Regions from separate parts of the Homo sapiens genome. Here region 1 is linked to region 2. A link is a loop called in an ENCODE intact Hi-C map of the cell type or tissue named here. Cell type or tissue: A673. All regions are shown on one strand. Links, peaks and the distances in the headings refer to the core of each region. The heading gives the core; the rest is flanking DNA. Region 1 has its middle 23 kb from the start of MAP3K7. Region 2 overlaps LOC107986623 (a long non-coding RNA gene).

Region 1 (16,925 bases), core at 5,164-13,163, 330 kb before region 2:
CCATGTGCCCTCAATAATTGTTTTCTCAGATTTTGCTTCTAGGGGAAACTGAACTAAAAACTTGGTATTGTCCAAACAATCCAGGTGGAACCTTGGTTGTAGCAGTGCAGGTCTACTAAATACAGATAGTGGTTAGACTTTTTATTTCTTTTTCAGGCCTGAAAACATTAACATATGACTGGCAGAATCTTACTAGGTATATTTGATTGCAGATTAACAGTCACATAAATGCTGGTATATATAAATTCACATTCACATAATTTATGTACCCAAGAACTTTTCATTAACTGGTTTCACTTTGAGATCACCAAATGACCTACCAAATTATAGCTTTAAATAATATAAATCACTGGGTGGAGTGATTATGTATGTAATTTTTCAATTGAACAAAACTCACTGAGCATCTATTATGTGCTAGGTACTACGCTAGGTAGATATATAACAATGACTAAGACTAATGATTGCTTAGTCTTAACTTTCTGCTTTCATGGAAGCTTAAAGTTGAGCTATTTTGTTGTTTACAGCTATATTTACATGCTGCTCTTGCAAATCTTAATGGCTGTTAATAAGAGTTTATTGGTTTTACTCAATGTGTCTGATTATTTTCCCTAGTACTTGCATTGCAATACTCAGAGTGGAAATACATTTTTCTCTGCTGTGCTCTTCTATATTGATTGCAGCATACTGATTTTGCATATCTCGTACATCAACCTAACTAGTTCTCTTTTTTTTGCTCTTTATATTGGTCATTCTTTTGAGAATGAGTTTTCATTATTGTCGAATTTTATTTGTTTCAGGGTTTATTACTCCACTAATGTCTCACTGAGATTAGCATTTCTCAAAGTTTTTGTGTTTATTTCAGGCATATTTGCTAAAAAATGTTTAAGCTTTTGATTAAGTATTAAAATTCTCAAAACTGAATACATTTTTTAATTAAGTGGTCTGAAGCACAAATAATTCTTAATACTATGCAGAAGTTTGAAATAAGTGCCATATTTAGCTTTATTCATTGCAGCAATTTTTTCAGCTTATTAAAAATATTAAGTTAATACTTCCTTAGAAATACATAAAAATCTTAAAAATGGTTATTTTTTATAGTCATATGTCAGTGTAAACATTTATAAACTAAGAACTATGGTTTTCTCATGGTCACTGTATTCCTGTGCATTCATTGACTATAGTGTTCACCTGAAATTTGCAACTAGCCAGACCTTAAGAAAACATAGCAGAAACCTTATGTACAATACAGTACATTATTTAAAGCTTTGGATTAATATATGCGTTTTATTTGAAGAAAACAATGGTTTATTAGTCATTCTTTGCCATTAACATTCTTTGCACATAGAAATGGTGCTTTCTAAGTCTGTCGTTGATGTTTGTTTTGGCATTAACATCTCGGTTTTCCCTCGGAGAATGACCTCTCCTAGTACTTGGGTTTTAGGTGAGGTTGACTGCTCCTCTCTTCAGTGGTGGGAACACCATCTGTGAATGATGAGAGTAGTACCTCTCTTGCAACATGTCTTTGGTGATTGGTTCAGGGGTAGATATGTAAACCAAGTCAGACCAATCAGAACCAGTAAACTTTGGCTACAACTGTAGGAAAGAGGCATTCTCTTTCTTCCAGGGTTCCTAGGCTGATAGTCTGTATGCCTGGTGCTAATAGCAGCTATCCTTATGACAATATGGGAAGAGCTTGCTTTGAAAACAAAACCTGTAAAAGGAATTGGAGGATATATGGAGAGAAATGGAAACCTACTGACAAAGTCTGAGCATCTGGATCCAGTAGTGCCTGGAGATCCACCTCTCCACTCTTACTTGAACCATTAATTTCCAACTGCTCCACCAACGCTCTCCCACCATCCTTTCGCAGATTGTGTTTTTCTCTCACTTTTTTCCCAATACTTACTATGTAAATCTATATGAATCCATTGTTCTCCTTCCCTCCACAGGAGTTTTGTGATCAAAATATGAAATTGGCCCTTGTCCTATGTGTGGCAGAGTTAGGGTTTTCTTTGCTGTGGAGCCAAAAGAAGTGCCCTGTGGTGTTGAATTCATAGTTAAATGCAGAGCCATTAAACTGAGTATGACCTGAATCTATGATTGTAAAGAAAATGTACTGTTTACTGAGCTCCTGCTATTTCAGACGTTAGGGAAAGAGTAATGAGTGACACAAATAAAAATCCCTTGACTTCTTGAAGCTGACATTCTTGTTGTATTATTTCAGAAGCTTTGGTACCTAGAACTGGAGCTATTTCTGGGTCACGTGGCACTCAGGAAGACTTCATTTCTCTGCCCAAAACTCTTAAATTATTTCCCACTGTGCTTAAATAAAAACCCAAAGGCCTTAACATACTTTTTAGGCCTGCGTGATAAAATCTGGTTCATACTCACTTGTCCGAAACCTTATCCAAGGACTTATACCTTCCCTGGTTTACACCAGTTTACACCAGTCACACCAGATTTCTTCCCTTTCCTCTAACGTTAATCTGTCTCAGACACTTTCATATTTTCTTCAGCCAGTCTTGACTCTCTTCCCCTCTCTACCCTGTACTTCACTTCACATGGTCCCAGCTTAAATGGCATTTCTTTGGAGAGCTCTTCTTTACCCAACCCATCTAAAGTGAGTTGCCTTAATATAATCTCAGAGAACTCTGTTTTTTTCATAGTATTTATAATAAATTGTTATATATTCATGTATATCTATTTATATGCATATATATTTTGGTGTTTACTAACTCTGCCACCATTGTCAGCTCTGTGAGGTCAGAGGCTATATCTGTTTTGTTTGCCACCAATTGGTCAGTGCCTGGCATAGTGCCTAGTACAATGCAGAAACTGAAATATATTTGTTAAATAATTATGTGGCTTGACCTCAAGCTCTTTAGTGGTAGCCTCAACTCTCTCAACCCTTATTTGAGTCTCATGCTTCCAAGTCTAGGACTCTTCCCAGCTCTCTTCTTTATCCTAGGGGTCATTCTGGTATAGCAGTCATCATCTATTTACGTGATAGGCTGGGTCTCAGGCTCCAAAGTGGGAAAGTGACCACAGGGACATGATGAGATAACAGGAACCAAAACAGAAACTCCACCCTTACAACTAGAGCTTCCCAGAGCTGGGATTGAAAGGGACAGGATAATTCCAGAATTCTACTTATCATCCCTAGGGCACTGAACCCCAAGCCTGACTGTGGGTGGAAGAGGCTCAGGCATCAACATGGAAGCCAGTGATGAGACTGAGAAATGGGCAAGTGTCTGCTTCTAAGCTTGTTTCGAGTGTGATGTTTGTGTGTTAAGTGAGGGGTAGCTGTGTAATGAACAGCTGTATCTGCTTACATACTGACTACCTAACACTGAGAATGACTGGATAACCGGGAAAAAACTGACCTCAAGGTGGGAAACCAGTATAACCAATTGTGGGGATCTAGGGGAGTCAGAGGCAGGGAAAATTAGAAGAGCTGACATTCTGATCTTGCCTATTCCCATTATTCTGGTTCTTTGTTGTTTTAGATGGCGTGTAAACAGATTCTTAGTCTACTCTTGTCCCTTTTAGACTTCAAACCTTCTTGGATTCAAGGAATTAATTTTCCCCCCGATATTTTATTATTAAACATTTCAAACATACATCAAACTTGAAGTAAGTTTACAGTGAATACCCAAATGTCTGTCACCTAGAGTCTATCATTAAAATTTTACTCTGCTTGTTTTATGCATCTCCATCCATCTATTTAGCCCTTTATCCACCCATTACTACATCTTAATTTTTGATGTATTTACTAGTGAAAGTAGATTGCAGTCATTGGTACATTTTCCCCTAAATAGTTCAGCACTGATAACATTAACAAGAATTCAGTATTTTAAACATATTTTTCTTCTGCGAAAAATTTTACATACAATAAATGCACATATCTTTAGTATACATTCACTGAGTCTCAACAAATGAATATACCTTTATAAATGAAAGCCTATTATATTATAAAACATTATCCATCATCCCAGAAAGTTCCCTCATACCCCTTCCCTGTCAATCCCTACCCCAAATGCTGGAGACCAGGGCTGTTGTGTGTTTTTTTTTGGGGGGGGGGAGGAGGGGGAAGGAGAGTGGGAGTTTATTCTATTATAGTTTCAAGACATTGTTTTATACCAACTGGAGTCATTAATGAGTTCTCAAATAATCTTTCTTTGATAGTGATCTATTCTTCTCATGATTCAGATAGAAAGAACTCTGCTTCCAAAATTCAAACTCAGCCAAAGCTTGAAAGAAAGAACTTAGCACAACAAAGCCAGTGTCAGCTTCATAATGACTTTCTCCAGTTGGGCCTACTGTTATGTTATCTAACTCACATTTCCTTAGGTCGCACCAGATACAGGATAAAAATGAGGTCATAGGGTCACAGTTTCACACTAACAAAAACAAAACAGTACTTCTCTGATTGTCACCTCCCCATCCTCCATCTACCCTCAAGTTATTCTGGCCTCTTAAATTTTTACCAGTGCTTTCAGGAAGTCTCCATAGCTTGCTAACACAGCCAAAATCATTCCTCTAATGAGACTGGCTCATTATCCTTTGTTGGGTCAAACCTGTACTATAAAAGTCTCTGTTAACCTAAAGATGAGTTATTTTCCAGGAGCACCTTTTACAAATAGACCTTTGGTAGCCAAATCTTTTTTTTTGGTTTTTTTTTTTTTTTTTGAGACGCAGTCTTGCTCGTCCTCCAGGCTGGAGTGCAGTGGCGCAATCTCGGCTCACTGCAAGCTCCGCCTCCCGGGTTCACGCCACTCTCCCGCCTCAGCCTCCCGAGTAGCTGGGACTACAGGCGCCCACCACCATGCCCAGCTAATTTTTTTTTTGTATTTTTAATAGAGACGGGATTTCACCGTGCTAGCCGGGATGTTCTCCATCTCCTGACCTCGTGATCCGCCCACCTCGGCTTCCCAAAGTGCTGGGATTACAGGTGTGAGCCACCGCGCCCAGCCTGGTAGCCAAATCTAACTTGTCCTCTAAATATGCTCAGACTTGTCGAAATTTTCTGTGGGTTCACAGCTCAGCTTAGTCTTGGTGTCTCCTACTACTATCACAACTGACATCCTTGAAAACTAAACCATTGCCACACCTTTTTTCTAGCTCTTATTCCTCCACTACAATAAAAAACACTTTATGTTAGCTTTTAGCTTTCATACATATCTTTTCATGTATTAAAGTCTGTACAGACTTTGAGATTGGCATGCCTGAACTACCTTCTGTGTACTAAATTTGGACTCTTATAAAGCATCTTATCGGCAATGATTTTGAAATTGTAGTAGGTTGGTGTTGATTGCCAGTCAAAAAGTTAGCTGCACTCATGTTCTTGGCTTTATCCAAACAACTATATTTATTTATATATTTGAATATTCTATTATATTTTCTCCTTACTTCTCATTATTTGAAAAATGAATCCACAATAGAAAAGTGAAAGGGCTGGTAAAATACAAATGCCTAAGTATCTTAATAATATTTTAATAATAAATTTGGGACAAAGACTAAAATGAGCTGAAAGCAGTGACTTGTCAATCTTGAAGTTTCATTAGTCTTAAGTGGTTTGTCCGTGTGTTGAGGTATATTAAAAAAAAAGAAAAATGTATGTGGGATGCTTTAGAAATATATCGTAAAAGATTGGGCTTAAAAGGTGAAGTATAATGAGAGAGAAGACGGTGTAACATTTTGTAGCTCTTTGGGAAGAAAACCCACTGTTAAAATCACTTATTATAATTTACTTTTCCTATTACTATTTTTCATAATTTATAATGGCATATGTACCATGTGATTATCCAGTATAGATTTCTCTCACTATACTATAATCCCCCTGAGTATTTTTTTATTTTAAACACTCTTCCATGAGAAATTAGCAAAATGACTAGCACTTGGATCGATTCAATAAATGTGTTCAATGAATTAATGAACTTGTGTGAATATTCCTATAGAAAAGCTACCTTGATGTTAGGTTGAAAGACATGAATATTTTAAATATCGATGGATGCAGCCAAGTAGCTCTCCAAAAAAGCATAAATCTCATTTGTGTGGTACTGGAAAAAAAATCTTAAAAAGATGTAGGTTTATTTGTTTCCCAGTAAAGAAATTAATACGAAACTATGCTTACAAAAATCCTATTCTGTTGTATTTAAAATGTTCTTTCAGGAAAAGTATATTGTATTGAGAAATTATGTTTTAAAAATTTGCAGTTGTTACTTCTTATAAGTTGATGGTGTGGTTTACTCTGAGGAAGAAACATTTAAAAAACCTGAAACTTGTATGTATAGATGTTGGCCAGGTGAAAAGTGTAGGAAATATTTTTTTAAGTAGAGGAAAAATCCAAATATTCAACAGGAAGGATGAGATTAAATAAGTTATACACATCCATACCTTGAATACCATGGAGTCATTGCAAGGAATGAGGTGGTTCTGTAGCTACTGACACAGAAAGATGTTGTTATGTTATTGAGAAGAAAAAACACAGGTATATAATCCTGTTTTCTTGAAACAAACCAACAAACAAACAATCAAACACTGTTGTGGGTGGGCATGTGTATGCACCCATACAGGCCTGTGCCTGTGCACACAGGGAAACTGTCTAGGAAGATACAAATCAGAACGTTAACTGTGTTACTCCTGGGGAGTGAAAGGGTTGGGGTTATGAGAAGGAGATTTTTAGTTTAATGTACTTCCATTTTAATTGAAAAACGTTTTCCAACCTATGTACATTTTGTAGTGAATGAATCTTTTTAAAGAAGAAAAGAATGTAGTATGTGGAAGCATGGTGGGCTGCTCCTGAAGTGCATTTGTTAATAAACTTGCAGGAAGCATCAGGACATTTCTTACGACATTTATTTATTAGACTTATACAAAATTAGTTGGATTTTTAAAGCCACAGAGCCTGTTGTTTACATTGAATTGTAGGCAGAATTCCTAAATGTGAAAACGATGAAAGCAGACTTGCTTGGTGGAAGCTGCGAGTGAGGGGCCTCTCTCGGTGTTTCCCTCCCCTCATAATCTTTTGACAGCCCCTAGGGCTCTGCTGAACACAGTTTGAAATACACTGGTCTCTTCCTGGGATGCTTTTGATTTAGTCCTTCCTGAAGGTCAGAGGGATATACCAGCCCTGTGATTCTAAAGCACAAAGAATAAAGAATGCCTACAGGTAACCCCTGAATTCCCTCTTGCCTCACGGAAAACACGTTTAGAGCAGGAAACATTCATGTCATTTAAGATATTTCCAGATGTACAATAGATGAGGAGCAGTTTTTGTTTTGCATTTCTTGGCTCTGGAGTCTTACAATTTTACTTTTTAAAATTCAAGCTTTATGATCTGTGCCCTCTTTATATCCTGAAAGTGGCTAGAACGGTTTTGTTAAGGTAACAATTGTTGAGTTCTATAAATGTCTGGCTGCTCCACCCTTCTTAGATATAATGAGACAAACAACTTTAATATATAAAAATTGCTTTGTATTTATCTAAAAATGTTTTTTCCAAGTCCAAGCAATTGAAAAAAAATATATTTTTAAAATGCATAAATTGTATTTAATACTGAAATCAAAGCTAATTTTAAAACAATTATTATTCTGTTAGAATGTGCTAACGGTTTTATATTTACTATTTCATGCCTAACATTTGACGTTTGATTTATGGGATTATTTGCAGCATTAAGAGTAAAATTTCTTAATATCACATATTGTTATGTTTAACTTTCTAGTATAATCTTAAAAGTTTTAATATGAACATGCCAGTGTGTTAAAAATATTAGAGAAAGCATATTATCACAACTAAATTTTTGCTTTGAGCCCCAAATGTCTTTGTTTTTATTTTAATTTGTGTGTGTGTGTGTGTGTGTGTGTGTGTGTGTGTGACTGTAGTATAGGGAAATAAAACCACCATAATATTGAAGGAGAAAAAAATCTCTCTTCCCCACAAGGTGGTACTGTGGTTCTTTTACTTTTTCCAAAATCTTTACCTAGAACTGCTATTTCCCCACTTGTCTTCCTCCCCCCACCTTTTACAGGTGATCTTCAATTAGATTCTAATAAAAATGAGAAATAATTTCAAAGGAAACCTGTTACTTTTAGGTTTGAAGTAACTTGCAAGCAACTAAAAATTATCTTCTTAGCCTTCTTTACAAGAGTTTTTTTTTCCTTAGCTTTTTTCTTCTTTTAAAAAAGTTCGTGTACATACTTTGGTTATAGTTTACGACATTTTATAATCTTTGTGTTATATATACTATGATAGTGTATACAGTGTGGTTTTTGGTTGTAAAGAAATAACGTGTATTTTTAAGTATCTTTAAAATGTTTCAATAAATGAGTATAAATGCAGCTCATCTTTAGGCAATTCAACTTGGTGGTGTTTTAATTTTCTCTCTTAACCAACTTTCATAATTAAGAACTTGATCCAAACCTCATTTCTACAGGTAAAAGTTACGGAACATGGTTTTTAAAAAAACACAAGTCAACATTGTGCTTTTAAATAATATGTTCATATTTGACTATGGAACATCATATACGATTTCGTTTTTCTCTGTACCAAGGACCAAGAGGAGTATTTGGAAGTCTGGGCTCCAGTCTCAGCTCCCCACTCGGCTCGTCGGTCGCGGGCCGACGTTCCTCCAGCCCTCGCATGGATTTCTGGGCCTGGTGTTGGGGACATGGTGACAAAGAAGCCACGGTGGCTCCTGTCCTCAGGGAAGCCGTGGTCTCAGAGGTCCCACGTAGCAGAAATTTCATGGTTGGAAATGGTGCGAAGGGGACGTGTGTCTTAAGACCGTGTTTGTGTAGTAAGCCGAGTTCTTTCTTGACTGTCTGTTTATTTGGGATAGCCCGGCGAGGGGGCGCTGGAGATTATGGGGGTGGGGGCGGTTTCTTGGGGAGGCCTGGGTCTATGGAGTGGAAACCAATCTTTGATGAATTTGGTCACAATAACGAACACGGGAGAAAAAGGAGAATTGAAAGGAAATGGATTCTGCGAGAGACTGGGGAGACAAAACCAAGAGGAAAAACACAGAATCAAAAACGACAGGAAACACTAGAGAAGAGTAGGCAGAAAATAGAGAAGAGGAAGAAACGAGTCGGACGGAGACGGGGCCGGGCACTGGGAGCTTGAGGCTGGGTCTCCATCCTTCCTTTCATCCTCTCGGGAGCCCGCAGAGACGGCGGCTTCAGTCTCGCTTTACGGGTGGGAAAGCAGCGACCTTGAGAGGTTAGGTGACTGCTCAAGGTCACCGAGCTAAGTGCCAGAGCCAGGATTCTCACCGCTCCTCACCCCAGATCGGGGCTCCGGCCAGACCACGCTGGCCGCCGGGGGAGAGGACGCGCGGGGCGGGCAGAGCGCGGCCGGGGGCCGGGAAGGAGCCGGCGCCAGGCGCGCGCGGAGGAGGCGGCCGGGCGGGGAGCCATTTCCTCCCCAAGCAACGGCGCTTTTCAGGGGCGCGACCGGGAAGCCTCTCTTGGCGTCCCTTCCCCAGCCGCAGTTTGGGCAGGGGAGCGAGGGCCGGGAGGCGTCTAGGCTGTGGCGAGGGGAGAAGCATCCCCCATCCCTCCGCTCCCCGTCTCGCTCAAGCTCTTCCTGCGCCACGGGCAGGTCTCCCAGCCTCGCCATCGCGGGGCGTCCCCGTCCCGGCCCACACCTCTTTCCTCTCCAGCCACACCGGCGCGCCCCGAGGGTTGCAGGCGGGGGCTGCACCGGGTTGAAGCCCAGTCAACCACACGTCCCAGGGCTTAGGCGCCGGGCGGGGACAACGTGTCTGCCTGGGCTCAGACGCTGCTAGGGGGCATCCCTGTCGGTGAGACCAGACTCAGACACGAGGGGGCCTGGGCTATTACAAACCTCAGGGTAACTTACAGGAATATACACAAATACACAAGACTAGCAACGTTTGTACCTCAGGGGGCAAATCAAAACAATCACAAGGACGAATCTTGCCCAGTCTATATTGTAAATCGATGCAGTTGCATATTATGAGCACCCCATTCGAAGAATAGCTCCTGCCAGTCCTCAGTGATTATTCAATGATTATCAATTGACGAGACACCTTTCACCTGAAAATGGCTTGTCTGCATTGTCTTTCTTCTCAGAGAACTGCGAATTAAAGTTTCTTTGTTAGGGAGAACAAAGAAGAATCCAAATTATTTTAAGGAGGCTTTAGCATTTGACTTGGCAAACCGTTTTGCTAAAGATCAACCCTTCGCTCTGTGGTTCGCCCCCTCTCTGTCACAGCCTCACAGCCGAGTTGTCTTTGAAACAAGACTAGAGCTCCTGGTGGGTTTGGGGGCTCCCTCTTCTAGAGGTGAGCAATTTAGAGCTAAGGGGAAATTTAGAAGCCGCGTAACAGACCCGTTAACATTCACATCGGAGGCAACTGAGGCCTGCAGAAGTTAAGGCTGTCTTGCCAGTTTGTGCCAAAGCTGGGACCTGACACCGGGTCCGGGCCTGGTGCTGTGCGCGTTCGTTGGAGCAGCGGTTCCCAGTGCTTCCCTCCACGTGGGCGCGCACCCCACGCTCATCCTTCCTCTTGGGAGCCCAGTGAAAACTCCTTTCTTGAAAGTTTGTCAAGAAGGCAATGTCTCTTCCTTTTCATTTAAAAAATTATTTTCTCTCGCTGTCAGATTCATTCTGACATAGATCAGGAGTGGAAAAGTGTGTGGTATAGAATAGAGTCATTAGTAAATCCATCTCGTTTTTTGTTTCATTTGACAGCAACACATTAAATTAATCCCTGTCCAAAAGAATCACATTAAGGGAGCTGTCAATGCTAATCCCTAGCTCATTGTTGCTGCCTAGCTCAGGGTTGACTTTAATAGGTCGCGCTGACATTTGTTTCTTCTGAGAAACATCGGTGACTTCATCCAGACCCAAATCTACTCCCATTAAAAAGTGAAGGCACCCACAAGTTTTTACATACCGTGAATTCTCTGGACTTCTAGTTTAGGATTTGAGCTCTTGTTGGAAATGTTGATTCACATTTATGCCTTTAACGGAATAAAGGTGATTATGACAATAAAAAGTAAGGTAGACTCCTCCCCGAGGAAAAAACCTGATTAAAAAATTAAAAATAAAATGATGTTGCTATTTTTATACCTATTTTTTAGCATCCTGTATTAGTCACTACTGTTGTCTATATACCTGATTGTGTACAAACCAGATTTAAGATTAAAAAAGAAAAAATAAAATTATTGAGAGGAAAATAGATTATATTATATAGACTAATGAAAGAAGGGTTTGGAGAGAGGCAGGGATGAGAGAACCTGGAGACAGATAAGATTAAAAGATCTATAGAAAATGTAGAAAAAAAAAGGAAATTTACTGGCAAATCCAGGTAGTAATTTAGATAGGAAAAATTTAGGCAGCACGGAAACTAGGAAAAATATATTACAATAAGATTAAAACATTTATTTAACCAACATTTACAAAGTATGATAATAATATGTTTTCTTTAAACGTGATCTCTCTGTTTCTCTCCTCTTTACCTCTGCACCCCTCCCCCCAATGATGTGGATTATTTAGCTTTGTGCTTATGACATTTATGGATTCCAGATCTGACAATCATGTATTAGCCTTTGTCTGGGCAGTGAAGAGAAAGGGGAGGACTGATCCAATCTTAAATCATTTGACCCGTTCTTAAAATATACTTCCCACCTGATTATTCTTATTTTTATAGCTATTTGGCAAGGTTTAGAAGACAGAATGGGAGCTAAAAATTGATAAATGATGATCCATTATTGAACAAGCTTATATCGAGTAATTATTGTACAAATACTACAGATTTGCGATATTCATGCATACCAGAAAAGAGGTATGTATATGTATATTCTGTTTTTACTGATTGAACCATGCTTTATTCATATTGCAAAGTGATACTGTGAATCTTTTTGTCAAGCACAAACTCACTTTTGCCTCATTGTTTTGCCCTGAAAATCTGTATTTTCAAGTAAACATGGTGTAGCAGTAATTTTTACTCTCAGGATTTTTGCTATTTCAATTTTAATTACAATTTTGTTTTACATTTGTATATATATATATATATGTATATATATATGTATATATATTATATATATATATATATATATTTCCTTCTGCTTTCTTTGTCTCCTGAGCATCATCTCTGCTCTGTAGGGGTGAAGATTTTCTTTTTATCTTTTTTTTTTCCCTGATACGGAATAGGTGTACATATTTTGGGGAAAAATATATTTTCTTCTACTCATCCTAGGTTCATGGCTGAAGCCCATATAACAAAAGACAGATTAACAAGAGATAAACGTACAAATATATTAAATATAAGTTTTATATGACATGGGAAAATGTCATATCATAAGGAAATGAAGACCTGAAGAACAGTGAAACCTGACTGTTTTTTTCTGGTAGGTTTGGTGAAGAGTGGACATCTGCGGAGAAATATGATAGGACACATAGGGTTTGAGCTAAATATGATAAACTCAGGGAAATTTAGCAAGGACTTTTGATTCTGATTTCTCTCTTTCTACAGAGATAAAGATGTTCTTTTCTCCGAGTATAAGGAGGACGCTTCTCACTTGAGGCTCTTATGACCTCCTTTGAGGGCAGGTCAGAAAATCCTTCCCAGGTTTATGATCTGCTTCAGGGGAGAAGGATGGGAACAGATCAGGGAGACCTTTCTGCTTTTGCCATTTTCTCAAATTATTTTAGCTTAAATTATTCCTTCAGCTCAACATATGCCAAGGTTCCATATTTTGGGGTAGCAAATCTTAAGCCCCATAAGAACATAACTACTTTTGAAATTGCTTTTATGCAGTCTGCAAAACACAGTTTCATCGTGCTGTCTATTGAACGCTATTTTATTTACCTGAATGAAAATAGACTAAGGTTTTGGTGGTCCAAACAACAAGACTATAAAGGATCAGTGAGAAATGAACTATGCATACATTCAAGACCCTCCAGACAAATGCCAGGAGTATGAGGAATAAGAAGTTAGATTCATATTGTGTCAGTGGACTAAAACCTGTTTGACATTTTAGAAATTATTAGGTTAGAGCAGACATGAATGGAATGTTAAAACTCAAAAAACTCTGAACTTAACAATACCCTGTACTTGGCACAATGTATTGTACATAATAGGCATTCAGTAAATAACCCTTAAATCAATAATGAATGTGTGTTAAGCATGTATCGGGGAGGAAATGCATGGTGGAATGATCCAGATAGGAAGCAAAAGAGATGGCCAGAGCAGGTGGCAGAGTTGGCCTTGTGCATTGTAGAAGTGGGTGTAGCTGGTGGTACTTGGCTGGATTGAAATGACTGAGGAGCTGGCTCTGTGAATAAGGTAGAGGGTAAAGCCAGCAGGTAGTAATGCAGTGGGTATGTAAGTACTTATTTTTTAGAAAAGTATTCATATACACTGTTCACTATATTCATGGTCAGACATGAGCTTTGCCTTCAAGGAACTTATATTTCAAAGGAGAAACGTGTTCAAATTTAGGTAACTCAAACATCCTCCCATAGAAAAATGTGTATGTGGAGGTTCTTGGCTTAGCCCTCAAAGGCAGTGGAACTTGTGTCACTGTGGAATGATGTTGTGCCAGGAAATGACTTTCAGTGATTGAACCCCTGAGTGTACTGCATGGTTCCCCTTTATGCATCCTGGAAGGACTGATTATTCCTCTTCTCCTTCCTGTTAGGCAGAGGAAACAAGGAATGCCCTAACGACAAACCATAGGTGGTGGAGACACCACTGGCAGGCAAACTACTGGCAGGGTCTAGGGTTTGGGGTGAGGTCGGTTTAGTGGCGGCTGCAATAACAGTAGGGTTGGGGGTGTGGAAGAACTTTCTAGTATAAGTAAACCTGCAGCTATTCTCTGAAGTCTCAGGCCATTTCCTTATATCCCATCCCTTGCACCAAGCCCCCTACTGTTCTTTGCTTCACTGGCTCAAGGGATGGTCGTCCTGCTTTCCTTTTCCACATCTGCCTCCTGTGGTTTTTGTCTGGGGTTTTCTCCATCTTGTGGAATAGAGTCCAGATTCACTGCCTTTGCTGTATCACCAATCTGACCCTGAGGAAAACACAGCATTTTTGATTTTTAAAAAGGATTGTTTTTGTTAGAAATAATGGGAGTGAAGGGAAGAAATATACGTGAAAGAGTACCCCCATTTTCTCTTTCTTTTATACACTTGAACTTGCATGTAAACACTAATACAATATATATTGATGAGATGTGTTTCTCAAGGTATGTAAAGGACTGAAATCAGAGGTACTGAAGTTTCAGACCTTACTTCTCTAGACATTTGTCACAGGAGTTGGAGGAGAGGTCTGGGGTGAACAAGGCCTCTGAAGATGGGGAAGATCTGGACAGGGATGTGAGTGTTGCCAGCAATATAGAGCCTTGGACTGGGTGGTGTAGGGTCAGGGAAGAGGGAGGCAGTTGTGGAAACTTCACCTTTCACTCAGCTTTCCTCACTTGCTGCTGCTTTTGAATACAGGCTCCCCTCTCTCTGTGGGGGCAGGTAAGAAATGGGGCACATACACAGGATTGTTTCTAAGTGCTAATGATTTTCTCTGAGCTATCAATGACCTCTCACTATTGACCTGTGGCATATTTCTGCGATGCTGTTGTCTGGGTTAGTAAACTGGGCTGTGGGATAGAAAGAAGATCCAAGGAGGGGGGAAAGATTCAATATGTGAATCTATATTCTTTTAGTTTTGTCATATTGCTTCTAAGCTTATTGCAAAGACTGTAACTGACAACTACAACTCATTTTCAAACTTAAATTATATCTGTGTAATTTAGGTAGAAAGCCCCTGGGCAGGTATGGCACCTTTTTTCTGTGCTTGACAGGGTACTGAGCATACCGAAGGCATTTAGCAAATAATGATAATAATTTAAAGCAATGGGAGAATTGGGTGTACAGGGAGATAAGAAACAGGGACCCACTAATAATGAATACTGTCTCGGGAGGTGGTCCCACTGTTTTTGGATTTCAAATCCCCTTGTTCAATTTCTTGCTGGAGCAAATTCTACACAAAAAAGAATAATCTTTAATTTGATACTTAGTCACTTCAGTGTCCTGTGCTGAGCTGGTTAAGATTGCATATTCTTATGAAAATATATGCATTCATAATCAGTCAGATAATGTAGCTCCCCAGGGCTTCTAAATGCAAAAGCAAGAGATCATATATTTAGATACGTGGCTTCAAAGTCACAGGATCATCTGAGAAGTTCACATTCCTCATTTTTTACTTTTTCTTCATGGAATTGAAAGGAAAACAACATCACAAAAACTTCTAATGAAATACATAATAAAACAAGGCCCAGCATTCACAAGTTAAGGCTTCACTAGAAGTGAATTCTTGTCCTTTTGTGTGATAGGTTGAATTGAAACACATTGTAATAAGATAACAGGATAAATGGAGTATGCCTTTGATTTTAAGGCTTAATTACCAATTATTTTTCAGCCTCTTATGCTCACACCCTGGAAAGTTGGGGTCTTCCTTTATTTGTTTGGGTTAACATACTCAGAGACCATGGAATAGACTAGCCCATAAAAAGGTTAGAAAGAAGGTACAATGTTTCTCATATGCCCATCATTTCTTTCAGTGTGTTCTTTTTTCCCATTTCTGGTACACCCCTTACCACCTGCCTTGGGTTTGGTTTAAACTTTCTTCTCTTCTCCATATCAAAGCTTATGAATCTTTGCTTTTCTGAACTGACCCTATTCCATTTAGATTCCACTTTCTTAATATTTTTGAAACCTTCCTCTTCCCTATTCCTCTTTGCCATGGTCTTATTTTGAGTCTGCACCACCTTTTGTCTGAATTACTGAAATAGCTTCTTGAGTGGTGTGTCCTGTCCATCCGTCACCCTGCTGTTAGAGTTTTCTTTCTAAAACACAGGTCTGCTTTTGTCTCTCCTCTGCTTAAATATTTTGACACCCTGCCTTCATCAGCTGTAGGGTAAAAATCATACTCCTTAGCACAGCATAAAAAGTGCTTCCTCATCTGGTCCCTGGCTATCTTCCCAGCTTCATAAATTGCCTCTTGGCCATGCATCTTTATACATGGGTCTTTATGGGCTATTTGTGGGCTGCTTTGCTCCATCCATACCTTTGAACATGTCATAGACTGCCTTTTTCCCTTTGTTTCTCTGAAAGATGCCTACCTTTCCTTCAAAGCTCACCTTGAAATTATCTTACTGTCCTGGAGAGGACAAGTGTCTACTTCTCATCACCACACTTTCTTTTAAGAGAATGTGTCCTTAGACCTGGTGTACATTAAGCCAGATTCTCTTTCTAAGGAATTGATATGGAGATACAGAGCAAGTAAATTTGTTGGCTATGGGTGTTGGATGAATAAGGTCTCATGGTCTTAAAGGTCTCATAGTCACACGTGCAAGCCAAGAGAGCTGATCTGTGGAAAAGAGTAGGAAAATGAAGCAGATTGCAAGAAAAAACATATATGAGAGATATTTGGGGGCCTAAGAAAGAGAGAATGAGTAGGATACCATTTTGGTTCCTGTTGGCTTATCAATTCCTGTTTGAGTTCCTCTTGAGACTGCAATTTCTTATTAGATACTCTTAACTCTTTATGCTACTATCTCCTTTATTTAACTGGCCAAAGTGAATTTTTTTTAATCAGACAATTCCTTATTAAGACTCATTTATTACATGCAATTAAATGATTTGTATGTAGTACTCTATCTTCCTTAACAGACAGTAAACCACTTGTGGGTAGAGACATTTTATAAAATTTATCTTGAGATTCCCAGCAATTAGTCTAGCTGTGGTTGGTTGACAATATATGTTTGGATGAATGAAAACGAATCCTATTTTTTTAATGTCCTAACAAAGAGCTTATGAAATTGCAAGGTTGGTTTTACTATCATAGTGGATGACAAAGTGTTAGGACTTCCAGTAACATACCTGTATTTTAATAAGGGCTG
Region 2 (16,925 bases), core at 5,009-13,008:
TGTTAGCTGACCTTAAAACTTGTGCTCACTCCTTAGCGGAATAAGGAAGAGAAGAGGCATAAGATAGTTGAAGAATTTTATAGAGACCTTTTTAGCATCATGGGAGGGGGATCAGGGCAGTTGGATTCACCATCCTTCTTAAAGGAGGAGGGGAAAGTTTTCAAAGAAGAAAATTTAGGGTATAGTTAGGAAGGGGGATTAATGTTGAATGTTGAATTACAAATGTCCCCATGACCAGTTAGCATAAGTGACCTTTGTGCTCCTTTTCAACACTGTGGTGGATTGAGTGGTGCAGGTGAAAGATGGAAGCAAGAGGGGAAAGAATAAAAAGCTGACAAAGTGAGATGTCCCCCACCATCGGTCAGCACCCCTCACTCCTGCTCTGGCTTCTACCTTCTGCTCCCTATTACCATGTGGGTAATACACAGGTTGGTCACAAGGAACAGAGGCAAGACCTGTGGGGGGTGAATTATTACAAGGGATAGATATAATGGGAAATAATGAGGCACAGGCAACTGGCTGCTCACAGCTGAACAGCTAGGAGATCTGACATGCTCTGGGACAGCAGTAGCCACTCTAGGAGGCAGCACCTTGGAGTGGGTTTGTCCATCACTTCCTCATTCTCAAGTCACCTTCTTTCAGCCTCTTCTACTGAATCTGCTTCTATGCTATTCCTAACTCCCCCTCTTGTTTTGGCTCTTTGAGAGCTTCTGCATGCCGCTTTTTCTCCACAAACCATTTCACATCAGCTCTGCTCCACATCTGATCTGTGGGTGACTTACATTCAAACTCCCTGAGAGAAGAGAGGATAGGATTGATCGGTTGTCCTTATTTATTGCAGTCTTGTTATTGTGTGAATTTCTTCTCGCACAAGGTGATGCCACAGGCTGATGGCCAATGCATGTCAGACTGCTTTAGATTCAGATACTAACCCTTGATTTAGGCATCTAGGAAAAACAGTGGGGTCTCAGAAACCAAGGATCATGCCTAAGGAAGTGTTTATGGATGCTTTATTCAGAAGGAGTTGGTGAGTGTGGCAGGTGCTCAGGGTTTCTTAAGACTTTTTTTCTAGTGCTAAAAAAATGCCAACATCAATATATAGAATGCCTGCTGTGTGACAGGCATTTAAAACACATTATTTCTGGCTCTGAGAACAACCTTACCATGTAGGTATTATTATTCCTTTTTTTTTAACTTCAAAAATCACACAGCTGGTAAATGAATGAGCTAGAATTTGAATTCAAAGTGTCCATTTTCTTTGATGACATTATTAAAAGTTCTTTAAGTATATAGACCTCTGAGTATGAGAAGGCCTTTTTGTAAAGAAACAGCAACAGCACAGAAAGTTCATATACTATAAAAAGCTAAAAAAAATTTTGATGGACCATAAGGCATGCACGCATTCATTTGTCAATTAATTAATCCATAAATGACTTTAAATGGGTACTGTGAACAAGGGACTAAAAAAATGAGTAAAAATAATCTTACCAGATACAAATCCAAATGGTTTCATATGAAATAGTACTAACTGTACTGTTTTGCATCAGAATGTCTGAATACTAACTATGAAAATCTGGCTAATACTTTTTTGCAAGACAGACAATTGCTTAACAATGAAGAAAGAACAGAGAAATCTTATGGGAAAAAATGTTAATGTAAAATACTCATGTAAATTTTGAGATTGACAATTTTATATAACTTTTTCCTGGAGCTCATGAAAAACTATTGTCCCAAAACATTTCCTCAATGGTAACAGGATCCTATTCTGTAAAGCCCAGCAAATATAAGGTAAAGAAATCAAGCTTTCTTTCAAAATAATGCCATTTGCCATGGAAAGAACTGTCAATGAGAACAAATATTTTTAATATGCCAAAAATGTAGATGCTTTGTCTTTTTTCTCATTTTTTTGATCAAAAGCTAGAAAAGAAGATATTAAGAAGAGAGAGCATATTGTATATGAATCCTAATTAAATAGGTATAAATTCACAGGGATCCAACCAAAATGTGTCACTTTAGCTGATAGGTGAACACCAATTGTACTCTCCTTGGTTAGTGAAGAGAAACTATGGAAATAGAAGCCTGGGGCTGGTGCCCCTGAATGAGCCCCGGTGTTGTAATAAGTTTTCAAAATAATTCTTAAAAATCCTTAGCAGATTTCACTTTTTAAAATGGTCAAGGAAATTACCACATCTACATGTAGCGTAAATGACCAATTGTGGATATAAATTGAAGCAGTTCGGAGAAAGGGATTGTTCACAGATCTTTGCTGCTTCTGTGAGAGAGCTTATCATTACATTCCGACACAGCTTTAAAATACCTCAAAGTGCCCCCACCATAGCCTGCCTGCCCCGTGTCCCTTGACTCTTTTCTCTACAACTGAAAACCACCTTTTCTCTTAGCCTGTGGCTGGCTGGAAGGCTACGGAATGTGAGTTTAATCACAGATTACCATTTTCTACTTTTTCTGTTTTAAGCCAGTTATACTGCTGCTGTCTTAACAGAAATAGTCAAGACTATAAATATATCTACCAGATATCAATTTAAACACATAATGAAAAGTGAAGCAACAATAAATTCACATCTGAAAGTCTTGGGTTTCACCTTTCCCTGATGGGACGAGGTAACATTTACTGAAAACAAAAATAATAATCACAATTGAAAAAAAAATTCTATTAGGAATAGAAGCTCTAAGAGGAAAAAGATTATATCATGAGGAACATTGTACGTTTCTTTTAGCTCATGAATTTAACATGAAAAATGTCTATTGGCTTTGTTTTTCGGGCTGTAGACTTTTTAAATCTTTAGGAATGCTGCCGCCCAATTGTAGGGGCTGCTGTTCAGTTAAAGAGAGGATACTGTGAATATGAGAGGAAGCAGAAAGATTCCGTAAATCATAAGGAAAACAATCCATGGCACTTTGGTTTGTGCTATCTCGAGGCCACGATAGATAAAGAAATGAGAGACCTGGCTGGTTTCCGTTCAGGAAGTTGCTGGAAGGTGATTGAAACTTTGATTAGCCTGAGCCATGGACAGAGAAAAGAGCTTTGTTCTTCTCTTCCTATCTCCAGCTTGGGTAAAAATACTCACTCTGTTTTGGAAGATTATGAAGAAAGTCTAGACTATAGTAACCTTTCAAATAGTGACATGAAGTTAGGATTAAGATGCTGGAGGCTTCTTTTTAAGACATGGGTGGAAGTTCAGCAGGAGGGCACATGAGAAATGCAGCTGGTGCCTAATCGCCACGTTTGAGGCCTTCAGCTAACGCTTCGCTAGAGGAACTAGGATTTTCTGATTAACTTTGTAGAAGAAGTGTCGGAAATGCTTTTCAACACGTAGGTTGTGACATTAACCTCAGCATAAAAAACCCCTGTATGCCTTCTGGGTCAGAAATCAGAGGGGCTTAGCATTCTCCAAATCCCCAGTGATGACGACTAAGGTGGATTCAAAATTAAGACAGATAATTTCCTAAAACAAGGTGCTCTCATTCTGTTTCCCCAAAGTTCCAGCAATTGACATTGTGTGTGCTGTGACTGGTTTTTGAAACCAGATAACTATGTGCAATAGAGAAAAAACACCTCAGCTGCGAATATAATTTGCTGTCTTCTACTTTTTATTTAAGTTGATGAGGAAATACTTGGAAAAAAAAACCCCACCCACTTCACCTTGTCTTTATCTCTATTTTTATTGTTTCTGGAGATAAATTCTGAGGGTAATTTTGATAAACATCCTGGAGGCCTTGGCCGTTCTAATTGTGTCATCGAACTATAGGGATTTCCTTGGCCTGAGAACCACCCAACCCAAGTTGCGAAGTTCTGAATACCTCTACAAGGCCAAAAGCTCTACAGCAGAGATGCAGCATAATTAGCTCTTCTGTTATACTCTTGAACAAAATGTCAGTTCAGAAACCTGAAGTGTGTGCTAATGACAAGGGCCCAACTGTCCCATAAAACTAGGAAAGTGGTGTTTGTTGTCGATTTCAAGAACTGGAAATCAAAATCTTAATGACACAGGAAATGCTCTTCAAAGGCCAAGAAGTCTTAGTGAAAGATAAGAGGATCAATCAGTCTTAAATGCGAGTTTACTAAGAGTGAGAGGTGGGATGCTGCCAGCATGGATATGTATTTTGAAAGGAATGAATAAAACTCAGCAATAGCGTTAATTTTACTTTGAAGTATATAATGAAACCCCTCAAGTACGGAGACTTCAACACCCCTTTCCCAAAATGACCAAAATTTCCATTTTCGAGCATTTTTCTTTCTGCCTTTTTCCGTTCCCTGTCTTAACAGAATTTTAAAAGAGCAGCTAATAAATGAAGTATACTTCAGTTTCATGTAATGGATTGGATCAGAAGGGAACGGATAAGATGATATTGGAAAAGCAGGTGGGGGTCGAAAAGCTGCCAAAGTGCTAAGCTGTATGGGTTCAATTGATTTCTGGCGTGCAGAACCCAGTCCCCGGATCATTCCAGCAAATGAGAGGAAAGCACTCCCTGTTCTGTTACAATTGCCAGCTCTTCTCTAGGGACTGGTTACCAGCAGGGCCAGAGGTGATGAGGGGGAGATAAGGCCAATTAAGAATTCAGACTGGGGAAGCAGGAAACAGAAGCCACAGGGTGAATTCCAAAGGGGAAGATGGGAAATGAGACTATGGGTCACTGTAAGCATTCAAGGTAGAATACAAATATGAGTTTTAAACCCGCTTTAGAGAAACTCATTTTAGTGGGAGTCAGGATCAAAGGAGGCTGAAGCTTTGCAATGTGGTTTCCAAAGGCAAGGCACCGGGGCAGAATAACTGAGTAGAAACTTACCATTAAAACCTAGCCCACTGCTTATCATCCTTTCTGTGTTCTTGGCACACTTTGGGATATTAGAAATTTTAGTGGTGTACTTGAAGGAATTCAAAAGCTCAAAACAAAACTAAGCAATTCAGCAATAATTTCAACCCAATCACCGCTATGGTGTGACTATAATGGCACCGTGTTCATAATAGCACCCCAGGGATTGGGAGCTAGACGGGCCTGCCGTGAAGGGTAGACAGATGGAGCTCTGGGTACTGGCTCAGTGACACTAGGCCCCTTACTTAATGACTCTCGTCATCAGATTCTGCATCTATAAAATGAGGAAGAAGAGTGGACCCCTTCAGAGGGGTGAGATGGAGAGGTCACTGCCCCTGGCCCTTGTGAGTGCTCATCCTGACGCTGGCCTCTTGGACCCCCACTCCCACCTGTCACTGTCCCCTCTTCACTGCCCTGAGAACACTCCCGCAGTGCTCCAGAGGCCAAGTTCTTGCCTGGCCAGTCAATATGAAATCGTTCTTGGGCAAAGGTGCACTGTCTTTTACCTTACTCACAGCAAGCTGTAGTTTTGCTCTTACTAAATCACAAGACCCACTCAGCAAAAAATTCTTTCTGACATCCGTGGTAATAAAAGTATATGCACTTGAGTAGCAAGGACCAATTTCATACACTGAACAAAATTTGGGAGCATAACTGAAAGGATTCACAGCATACCAGGGGTCCCTGAGCTGGCTGTTCGAGAATGATATTTGCAGGAAAAAGACGAAAGCTTAGTTTTCTCCCTAAATGAAGGCTTCCCTTCTACCCTAAATAGTGGGCTGATAAATGACTTAATTGTTCTGTCTTCAAGCTGGCTGCTGCCAGGCATTGTAGAGTCTATCTCGTTTTTCCCTTCTTGAAAGCAACCCTTTGAGGCAGGTGATGTTACTGTTTTTCAAAGTCATTTTATAGGCAAGAAAACTAAGGATTAGAACCATTAAGTGACTTCAAATCCAAGTCTTTATGATATCAAAGCTTCTGCTCTAACTGGGTGGTTCTCAATCGTTAGTGAACATCAGAATCACCTGGAGGAACTTGTTAACACCAACTGTTGGGCTCCATCTCCAAAATTTCCCTTTCAGTAGGTCTGACTTGGGGGTCTGAGAATTTGCATTTCTGTTTCCCTGAATGCTAAAGTTTCTGGTACTGGGACTACAGTTGAGAAACATTACTATGTATGTCCTGAAACCCTTGTTGATTCCCTCCAGAAACCAAAAGAAAATGCACATGTATATTCCTAAAATGAAAACATAACACTTTTATGGGAAATCAGAAAAAAAATCTTCATCAGAAAAACTTTGATAACCCTAGTCCTAAATTAGATAGTCACAATACACGCTATATAAAATGACTTCTTCAGCTTCAGAAGGTTTTTTTGTGGTGAGCTTTGTATTTCCCATGATGCCTAAGGCATATAACTTTGGTACTGCTTTGCCTAACTTTATGATTTATTGTTGTCATTTGGAATAAAATACTTCTATGCTTAGTACAACAAAGCAAGAAATGCCTGCCTAGAAATGGTTGTGGTTTTTCAGTGGTAACACCATTGGTATGATGTTTATTTGTTTGTTTCTGAGGTTTTGAAAATTGCTTTAGAAAGCCTGGGGGCAGAAAGCTTCACTTAATTAAAATATTTTAAATCAAACCACAGGAACTTCAGTTCATAGAGCCTCAGGGTACAGCCAGCAATTGTAAGAAACTCAAATGGAATAGGGTGGATAAATATAATAATATGGGGTATAACTTTCTGTTATTATTTCTGTTAACTGCGTTAAAGTAATTAGGCAACAGAAATAGTAAACTGAAAATCTTTAGTTAACTATTGGAATTCTGAGGCTATTTATAAATTGCTACACAACTGGTTTAGTGTTTCCCAGAGTGGCCTTGTAGTATTGGGAATAATGTTCCCAGGATGCTCAGTGAAGACAGGATTCCCTTTGAAGATAACTTTGGGAAATATCACACCACTCTCTCAGAAATAGACATTGCCCACTTGCTTAGGAAAGGCTCTTAGAAGTCCTGCATAAAGCAACCCACTTGACTTTGTCTAAACCATCATTTCTGTTTTTCAAGACGTTTTGATCACACAGCTTCTGATTCCCCTCTCACCCCAAGTAAGACCATTTTATAACCTATGGAACGGAAAAAGAAACTCCAGATAACACATATGTTTATTTTTCAACCAATTATATGTATATATTGTGAAGCCTTCCTCCCCTCACCCCCTGCCCCTGATTTCCTACTCCTTCCCAAGCGTTGACTATTTCTCTTTGCTGAAATAAGAACTTGAACATATACTACTTGCACACATTTGATGGCTGAAACAAGGCGCCAGGGATACTTGGGTTGCTTTCTGAGTTTATCAGTAGGTAGGATTCAGTAAAACCATGGAAGTTTGTTCTAAATGAAGAAAACATCAGTCAGAATTGTGTAGAGTCCAAAAATAAATTTAATTTCATTACTTCCAATGGATAACTTTATTTCTAGAATGCTGCCTAGGAAAGAACCTTGGGCAAGCCTATTCTATTACTAGAAAGGGATCATTTATAATTACAATAGCATTTGTTTGTCTGCTGAATGTACCTAAATTGCCTGAAAACTACTTACTTGCTCAATCAGTTAAACATTTTTCTCTTTGGAAATATTAATTTGCTTAGCAAATTCACTTTTCCTAGGTACAGGGAAGTAATCTTCAGCCACTTTTCCCCTAGCTAGAGGAAAGGTAAACTTTAACCTAACCATTTTTCTAATTATCACACGTTTTGAATTAATGGGGTCCAAATTAATTAAGGTTTTATTATAGTTTCATCCTTAGGAGACAAGGTTTCATTTCCCTCTTTTGAGATATTTTCCATCTGAATCAAAAGAAGATTAACCTCACTACTCTCATTGCTTGAAGCCAATGGGTTTCAACTTCTTTTTTCCCTCCTCAATGTACCTGAGGGTTACGGAACACTCCCTCTGTAAGGAAAAGATGAGGTGTGTGGGGGGCTATAATTAGGAAAATCTCCCCAGGTGATTCTGATAAGCTCCCTGCCCCTTCTTAAGAATCCTGGCATTAAGGCTTTGATTAAAAACTTGTAACCCTCAGGCAAGAGTGGAATTGGGGCGGGAAGGGCAGTGGAGGCCCTGACAGGACTCCAGCTAAGCAAGTTGGCAGGGGGTTTTGTCACAACTGGTCAGCTAAGGCATGAAGAAGCACAAAGATAACAGGTCAGCCAACAAGCATAAGGCAGAAGATTGCCATAAGCATTTTTAGCATGATTAGCTGTCTCCACCGTATGTACTGAACACTAGCTGCTGATAACCCAGGAGCAGCTGGGAGGAAGGAGGCTGAAGACCTCAGAACAAAACCTGCCTTTGGGGCAAGCAGGGACAGAGACTGACATTTAATCTGCTTGATGCTGGATCTGTGAATGAGATGGAAAAGTAAACTGCATCCAAGTACTTTCCCACTTTCTCCAATCTAGTCCACAGTAACCTGAGGTCTGTGATACAGAAACATCCTGCTAGATATGGGTTCATAAATGATATAGATGTGTACAAACCTTAGAAGAGGCTAAAATGTGATGTTTAGAAGAATTTATCTGTATAATAGAATATTAAGAGAGTCATCAATTAATATTAGGAGACTCACCATAGTCCTTGTTTTCAGTTCCTCTTATAATCTATCTCTTGAGGGTTTAGACAGAACAGCTGGTAATGATAAACAAACACTCAAAACATTTCTTTTGACTTCCAAGCAAAATATTAAATGAGTAAGGTATATATTTCCTTTGATATTGATGTACTGAATCTTACAGGCTATTAACTAAAGCCCTTTGGGAAATACTTTACCTAATGCTGTTATAGTTTTGTCTGTTCTTATTGTTTTATTCTGTTTAAATAAACTTGGATGTTTGTTTAATTATATCTATATTAATTATATCTATATTAAGTTCCTCCTAACTAGTTGTCCACATTTGATACCGTTGTAGCTATCTTCTAATACACTAACTTGAGGGTAGATCTGTTTAAAGGTGAAGACTGCTATAAAAGAGAATCTTCTCTTTTGTCTTGAGAATATCTGAATGCTTAATAGCTGTTATGTTCCCTTGTCACACTGAATTGAGTTTGGGCAACCAGGATTGGGCTAGTTGCAGCTCTATGAACACGAGCAAATCATTTTAGCTCTTTGGGTTTCAGTTTCCTTATCTGTTGAATATGGTTTCTTCCTGAGGCTGCTGTACGTGATTTTATAGGTCAGTGATACTGAATTAAGTTTCAGGTTTTGGACACTAGATGGTGATGTTGTGTTGCAATTTGAAGAAGTCTTCCTCATCTTAGCCAAGGTCGACACTCAGGCTTCATATTTGCTCAGCTTTTAATAAATACGGTGTATGATTAATGAAACTCTATCCATGAAACATACGTAATTGATCATGGAAATAACACAAATGGAAGAAGAAACCAAAAATAACTCTAGCTCCTTTTTTCATCCTACTTATATGTTAGGCAATTTATAAATCTATTGAGGCTTTAATGGCAGGCCTAGGCTCCTGATGCCCACTTCCTGTTTCTCACTTCTCTCATTCATCCTTTTGGATTCCTAAAACTACTCACCTCAGAAGTGCTTATGAGACTTTAGGCTGCCTGTTGAGATATCAGAAATATACAAATGAATGCAATTTTTGTTCAGAAAAACCTCCCTATAAGTACATTTCCTCATCCTAAGTCAAACAGCCTGAGAACAGTTCTCTCAGAAGCCTCTTCATGGATGATTTCCTGCTTGTTTACAAATCAGCAGTAGAAGGAGAATGAGTTTACTAAAGTGGTGGCTGCCTTTCTCACTCTTCCTGGGAGTGAATTCTTTTGAGCTCAAAACACAGAAGGACATAAGAGTTCCTAGAACTCCCTTTTTTTGGGTCCTCTGTTTCCTGACTCTGAGTCTGCAGATTTTCCTGATGGTTTTAGGCTGGATGATGGCAATCACATAGCCACTCTACTATGGTTCTCTCATAGCTACTCACAGAGCCACTCTGCTGCAGGATAACTTGCTCATGAAAGGAAATGCCAGATTAAACCCCTTGCCACCCTGGACCTGGGTCCTCCAAACATGGAATAGGTATGTGGGGGAAGGAATGAGTTCATTTTGAGCAATTTAACACATATTTTAATGTAATTATACCCCATTAAAAAAAAGTAGCTTTTCCCCACAGTGGCATACTCCTTTACTGACATGAATGAGTAATTGGAAATGGGGAAGGCCTTTCACTGGCGATCCTGTGTGCTGTCTCAGCAAGATAGCTGTACCAGACGGGGCTGGGGCAGCGATATCACTCTGGTAGGTACCGCTCCCTCAGGCACGGTTGTCCTGATTTATGAAACTGGCAGTTGTCCTGGTTCTTATGATAGGTTGGGTCATCGTATTACATGACCTAACCCTGAATCTCAACCAGAGTGAGTAAATCTCTGCTATCTTTTGGCTAGATGACACAATCAATTGTCACTTTACTTTTCTTTGACTTACATACTCGAACACATAGAACTATAATTCACTTGAGGCTTACAAAAAGAAAAATGGTTTTAAATTTGAAATGTTTCACTCCCAGCAGAAAAAGCTGAAGGAAAATTAACTTGACTCTCATAGTCCAGTAATTTAAGGCTAAGAGAAAAAAGGTCCCTTTATACAGTCCAGAAACATCTACCTTATGGAACATTTTAATTCCTTGGTCTAAGGAACCTAAGGCAGAGATAGGCTCCCGGAGGACCTGAGACTCAGAATTTACAAATTAAATTCTTTCCCATTCATTCAGCAATAGAAGAAATACAACTAAAGAATGCAAAGAAACAAAAAACTTTGAGACAAATGCAAAGGGAACTTGGAGTTAATTTTATATAGCCAGAAGAATGGATTCATAGGGGTAGCACAAAGACCATTTTTTAATGAATTGAGCCTGTACTTGAGTGATAGCAAGGAGATAAATATAATGTGGAACTTGGCATGAATGAATAGAAATCCTCACAGCTACTAAAGCCATGTCTCTTTTAGCTTCATTGTGTAGTTACAACAGAGCAGTTTAAAAGACCAGAATAAATGTGACCTGAACATTTGTCTGTCTTAGGTTTTATGAGTACAATTTGAACTAAACTGTGCCAAATCAGTAAAGAAAACTATGAAAATAAATACGTAATAGTCTAGCATCGTATTTAAAATGTAATATAGCTCACTAACCAAATAGACCCCAGATTTAAAATACATTTCAAATATTATTTAGGGTATTTTGGGATCATTTTTTTTCCCAGGTACAGCAGATAATGGCAAATTCAGTAGGACTTGGTAAGAGAATTTCATCAGAAGCAATAAACAGGCAGAGTGAAAACTGATTATATTCTGATTTATGTAGTTCATTCATGTTCTGAGCTGTTTGTTCTGGCAAATGTACATTCCCTGATTCAAAAATTTCTATAAAGGTGATTTGGTTCAAAAAAAAGGTTTTATGTCTAGGGACCATACAGATTTTAATCATCTTCTTTGTGCTCTGTTCTGTGTCTTCTTTGTGAGGCTTTTCTACCCTTCAGCACTATTGTTTCTCAAGGATGATTTTTATCAAGAAAAACACGCAGAGAGTAGAAGAAGATTTAAATCTTAGTAGAGGTTTATTTTAGTTTATTATTATTTTTTAGTTTAAGCTGGCTTGGTGAAATTAAAAACAACAACAACAACAACTCTTCCCAAAGCAAATGTAGTATTTGAGAATAACATAGGAATGGGTCCCTAACACATGAGCAATTATTATGGTGAGGAGTGAGATTCTGTTCACTCACTGCAAGAAGGGGATGCTTTCATAATGTCTCTATGTGGTGGAGGAGAGGGCTGGAGTGAAAGCTGGGATCAGGTGTCACGGGGACATCAGTCACTCCTTCAGCAAATAGGATTCTGAGTTGTTGCTGCTCAATCTAGGGCTCAATACAGCAGTGAATAAGTGAACCACTTAGGGGAAGCCAAACACTGAATGACTGATTATGTGAAGAATGAATGTTGTGGTGATATGTAGCATACTTTATTTTATTTTTAACTTTTTCAGTTTTTGTAGAGATGGGGTCTCACTTTGTTGCCCAGGCTGGTCTCAAACTCCTGGGCTCAAACAATCTTCCCACCTCAGCCTCCCAAAATGCTGGGATTACAGTGTGAACCACTGTGCCTGACCAGTGTAGCATACTTTAGAATACACACAATAGGAGAAAGAATAGGACAGAGTTAGCCCAGTGAGGAGCCAGATGGGCAGGAGATAAGTGTTTTTGGCTAAGGAAACAAAGCCTGTGGAGACAGAAACCAAGAGGAAGAGTGGCATGTGATTGGGCTGGTGAGGCCAGTGCAGTACTTACAGTCCATATTGAAAATGTTGGTCTCTAGTCTAAGAATAATGGGAAACCTTAGAAGTGTTTCACAAGACCATTGCTCTAGCCACTGACCTATGGAGTCACTTAAAAGTATTTTAAATAGAGGGGTGTCGTCATCAGTTTTGCCTCTATAATAATATTCTGATTATACTGTTTTATAGTCAAACATGAAATTTTTCTGCTATTTCTAAATTCCAGGAGGAAAGTCTCATTATAATTCTTATATAATGGCACAAATTCATTCAAGTTGGGAACTGACTTTATTACCTAATCTGGAGAAGGCCGTTAGTCTTTTACATGGCGATAGAAATTTGTATTATGGTAACTAACATTGTAAAAAGATAGTCAATTTATAAAGAACTGCTTGTTAAAAGAAGCTTTATTCTTCAAATTCTATAAAAGAAGCTTTTAAAAAGTAACCTTTCTAGTGTTTTAATATTTATTCTGGAAAATTTAAATGTATTTTTGATAGGATAATAATGTACTCACTTGACCACCTCTTCTAATTTCCAACACTATAATTTTTCTCATAGGCTTTGTTTAATCTTAAAAATCCAATAAGCAATATAAAAACAGAGATATAAAGACTCATTACACTATATGGACCCACCGGAAAGTCAATAAGCAATCAACTTACTGAGCCCTCTGAGATATGATATTTTTAAATGCAGTAATGTGAATGGTGAAAATTTTTTGGAGGTTAGATCAGTTTAATTCTGGTTTGTATGGATATTGCACAGAATAGATACTGCTATTGTTGTCATCTTTTCACTTCAGTCTGTAAAGTAAGAATTCCATCATCTGCCAGAATTACCAAAATCAGGATGTTTCTCCTTATGTATAAATGTGTGTGCACGTGTACATATATGAGCATATGTATACTAACACATGCAGTTGTGCAAGAAATGTCATATTATCTTTCTGTATTATTCTGTATTTTTCTGTATTATTTTTCTGTTATCCTGAGTGCCCACCACACCAGGGTGGCAGGGAATTTAGTCTCCTTCGTTACTATGTCTCCCTTCCTGGGAAGATTGATACAAAAGCCCGGAATTTTATTATGTTGGTGCAAAAGTAGCTGCAGTTTTTGCCATTAAAGCAATGGCAAAAACAGCAATTACTTTTGCACCAACCTAATATATGCAGTAGTATGTTCACAGACCGCCCTCTTGTTTTCAGGTCACAGTGGTCACACTGATGTCATTATGGTTCTCAAAAAATGGTGGTTCTTCTTGTTCCAGGCCAGGTTGGTTTCAGAAATATTTGCTGAGCCTGAGAACTCCAAACCAGCTTCACTTGGGGCACCACAAAGCAATTGCTTTCTGTGGTCCTGAGATGTTCCTGGGACACACTGTGGAGAAAGACACAGGCCCTGCTATTCTCCACTTTCTACCTGACCTTGAAAAGTCTTTGAGAAAGTCCTTTATGAATTTAAGCATTTGAAACCAAAGCCAGGGGGTGGCCCAGGGATGTTTTAGTCAACTTTTGCTTTCAGCCCTAAAACACAGGACACAACTCTGACTGGGAAAAGGACAAACGCAGTAAGAATTAACTTAAAAATGTCAAAGATTACCCAACCTACATGTGTTCATTTTTGCAAGGGAGATGCATATAATAATAATTAAAGAATGATGAAAATTATAGCAGGTAGGAAAACCCAGCACCTGCATGCTTTCCATAGGCCAGCCCACAATGACACTGAGAGATTAACAGGTGCTATCTCATTTTCTCCTCATGGCCCCGAAAGGCAGGCACTATTGTCCTTACCTTAAGGATAAGGAGATTGTAGATTTCGAAAGGTTAAGTAGCTTGTTCAAGGTCCTACAAGTCCTCTGTAGGGGGCTAGAATTGGTCAGTGTCTGGGGCTCCGCTCTCAACCCTATGCTCAGCTTTTGCGTCTCATAGGAATCGCTCTTAAAGCTTTTCACTAAGATAGACGTCCATCTGTCTGCTCCAAAGCAACAGGAGAGAACTTGAGGAGCATGCTTTTTTTTTTTTTTTTTTTTTTTTTTTTTGCCACCAAAGTTCTTTTGGTGCACATTTCCAGTAGATTGCACATCTCCTGAAGGTCTGTTAAAGGTGGTCAGAATACAACAATGAATTCAGAATAAAATTGATTTAAAGACTTGTTTACATAGCTGATATTGAAACATGGGCTCTAAGGTAGATATATTTTCCAACATGAAACCGAATGTACTATTCTTGCTTTTATCTTCATGTCTACATGTTTTCTCAGTCTAGATCAAGTTTTTAGCCCTGTGAGGACTTATGTAAGACATTTAACGTCAGTTTTAACATTAGACGACTTAGTTATAAATTTGTTTTGTAGATAAAACACTATGCATAATTTTGTAATTTTTCTCTTTAGGCTAATGAATGAAAAAACAAGCTGTAGCCTAAATCTACCAATGTCAATAAAAACTAATTTACTATCCTTCTGCTTTGCCACCTCAAGTACTTTTCAAAGCTTTCAAATTATACTGAATTTAATATACATACATATAAATGTACATACATGTATATATACATATATATGCACATATATATATATAAATAGGTAAATGTGTTTGCTTTCCTTGGCATGTTTCAATATATACATGATATTATAATATCATTATTAATTTCAATGTAATTTCAATGATACATTATCTAATAGCTATGACTATTTATGACCCACACTATTCTAATGGGTATTGAGCACATTTTGATGAAATATACTGTATACCCTGAAAGTGGTCTTTTGTCCTGTTGTGGGATAGCCATCTATGACAGGCTGGAATTAGCTTGGGATTTTTGTTAGGCACTTTACCTGTAGGCCAGCAAAAATCCTGACCAACTACCAGAAGGGGCTTTCATTCACTCTCTCATTCTGGTGTTGATGGCAGTTGCCGGCCATCTGGAGCCGTCACTGCCATCACGCTGGCTGCAGCCGGGAAGGCGTGGGCAGTGGCAGCAGGGGTGGCTGCAGGAGCAGCAATGGCAGTGGTTGGTCCCCTGTGCCCCACATCCCCGATGCAGCTGACTGAGCCGCCCCTACCCTCGCACGGTGGGGCGGGATTTGCTCCCAGGCCTGGACCCTCTGCTGCTTCGGACCCTGGCCCCATGTTGCTGCTCTCCCCGGCTGCTGCTGCGGGGAGGGTGCAGCGAGGAGGCAGAGCTGGGCCCAGGGTGGTGCTGCGCTCCATGGAGCCAGCGGGAGCCGGGGACAAGCGAGAGCCATCCCCTAGGAGCCCACCGCCCCCGGAAGCCGCCGCAATGAGGCCAGGCGGAGCCGCCTATTAGCGCGGGAGCAGCAAGGTAGGGCATGGAGGGGCGGGCAGAGAGGGCCTAAGAGAGAACCTGGAGCTCCTGCCCCAGGCTGGAGGAGGTGTAGCCAGGGCTGCCCGCATGCTCCACTGAGCTGATGGGAGTTCTGCCTTCCCAGGCACAGGACCCGGGCGTCTCTGCAGTCTGCACCCATGAGTGCCTGGGAAGGCCCCCCTTTCCCATGCAGGCTGGGGAGTGTCTTCTCCCGCCGCCTGGCCTCTCCCTAATCCTGGTGCCCTGTCCAATCTCAGAGTGGGGTTGGGGCTGAGCCCAGTCACTGCCACAGCCTGGCTGGGTGTGCACAGACTTGGTGCACTGCTGACACACCAACGCCATGCTGCCTTGGCCCCTCCAGGTTTTGGGCATGGATGAGTATGGGAGGAACCCAAGGGCAGTGTAAGTGTGGCTACCTGCTGGCCTGCAGGTTCCCCTTGGCGTGAGCAGCCTGGGCACCATGGACAGTGGCAGGAGGCAGACAGGCTTCTGGGCAAAGGGAGTGGGTCCCTGGTGAGGCCCCACCTTCATGCCAGAGAGGGCCTGAAGGCTGGACGCTGGGGTGCCAGTCCTACAGACCGAAGTGGGAACTTGTGGTGCCTTTTCCTGGCCAGCCCATGGCTGCCCACGGACAAATCTGTGCATTTCCTTCCCTCTGAGGCCCATAAAACCCTGGACTCAGCCAGACTCAGAGGAAGGAGAGCTGAGGAGACTACGGGACAACCAGCTGTAGAGAGCAACTACCCTCTCTGCTGGGAGCTGAACACTTGTCGGGACTCCCTGGCTACAGAGAGGAGCTGCCCACTGCGGGTCTCTTCTGAGCTGTTCTACTGTTCAATAAAGCTCTTCTTCATCTTGCTCACCCCCTACTTGTCTGCATACTTCATTCTTCCTGGTAGCAGGACAAGAACTTGGCACCTGCTGAATGGCAAGACTAAAAGAGCGATAATACAAACAGGGCTGAAACATGCCCCTTGCTCTCCATGTTACAGGCAAAGAGGAGAGAAGAGCTGTGGCTCTTTGGGAGCTCTCAGAGCCAGGGCTGTAATGCCCTCTTTGAGGCCCTGCAGTTCCTGGCATCTCCAAGCTTCTAAGCACCACTGTATTCCCTGCTGCCAGCCTGCTGCCAGCCAGGGAAGCTGGTTGCAGTGTGCCTGGTCCAGCCACAGCCTTGCAGAGAGCTGGTGCCTGTGACGGTACATGGAGCTGCCCAACCCGCGGCAGTAGCATCTGACTATGCGCAGTGGCCAGAACTCACACTGGCTCGTGTACCCCTCGCCACTCCACGCCTGGCTCACCCTTGGCAGGTGTGGATCCAGGTCAGTAGCATGAGCCTAGCACAGCCTGCCTGGCTGAGTGGGTGGAATGAGCCCAGCAGGCCTGAGCAAAAGTCGGGCAAAGGTGCCACC

Evidence for each region. Hi-C counts contacts between places; a loop is a spot of excess contacts. Peaks named below come from ENCODE experiments on the same cell type or tissue, not always from the same donor. Only the 100,000 strongest peaks of a DNase experiment are listed, where the experiment ranks them.
Region 1: it touches region 2 in a loop (14-fold over the local background); 2 of 110 quality-filtered maps call a loop at or near these places.

The regions. Positions count from the first base shown.
Region 1 is chr6:90,601,741-90,618,665 of GRCh38, forward strand. No RefSeq gene overlaps it. Among named protein-coding and RNA genes, the nearest start is that of MAP3K7, 23 kb to the left of the region's middle. RefSeq lists enhancers at 8,141-8,641, 8,642-9,142, 10,100-11,048 and a silencer at 9,330-9,399. In A673, for the core only: CTCF peaks have their summits at 7,978 (motif pointing right) and 8,180; DNase peaks (open chromatin) are centred at 7,931, 9,141 and 9,641; H3K4me3 peaks cover 2,057 bases.
Region 2 is chr6:90,931,933-90,948,857 of GRCh38, forward strand. All of the region lies in intron 3 of LOC107986623 (a long non-coding RNA gene), which reads left to right. Among named protein-coding and RNA genes, the nearest start is that of MAP3K7, 350 kb to the left of the region's middle. In A673, for the core only: a CTCF peak has its summit at 9,097 (motif pointing right); a DNase peak (open chromatin) is centred at 9,119.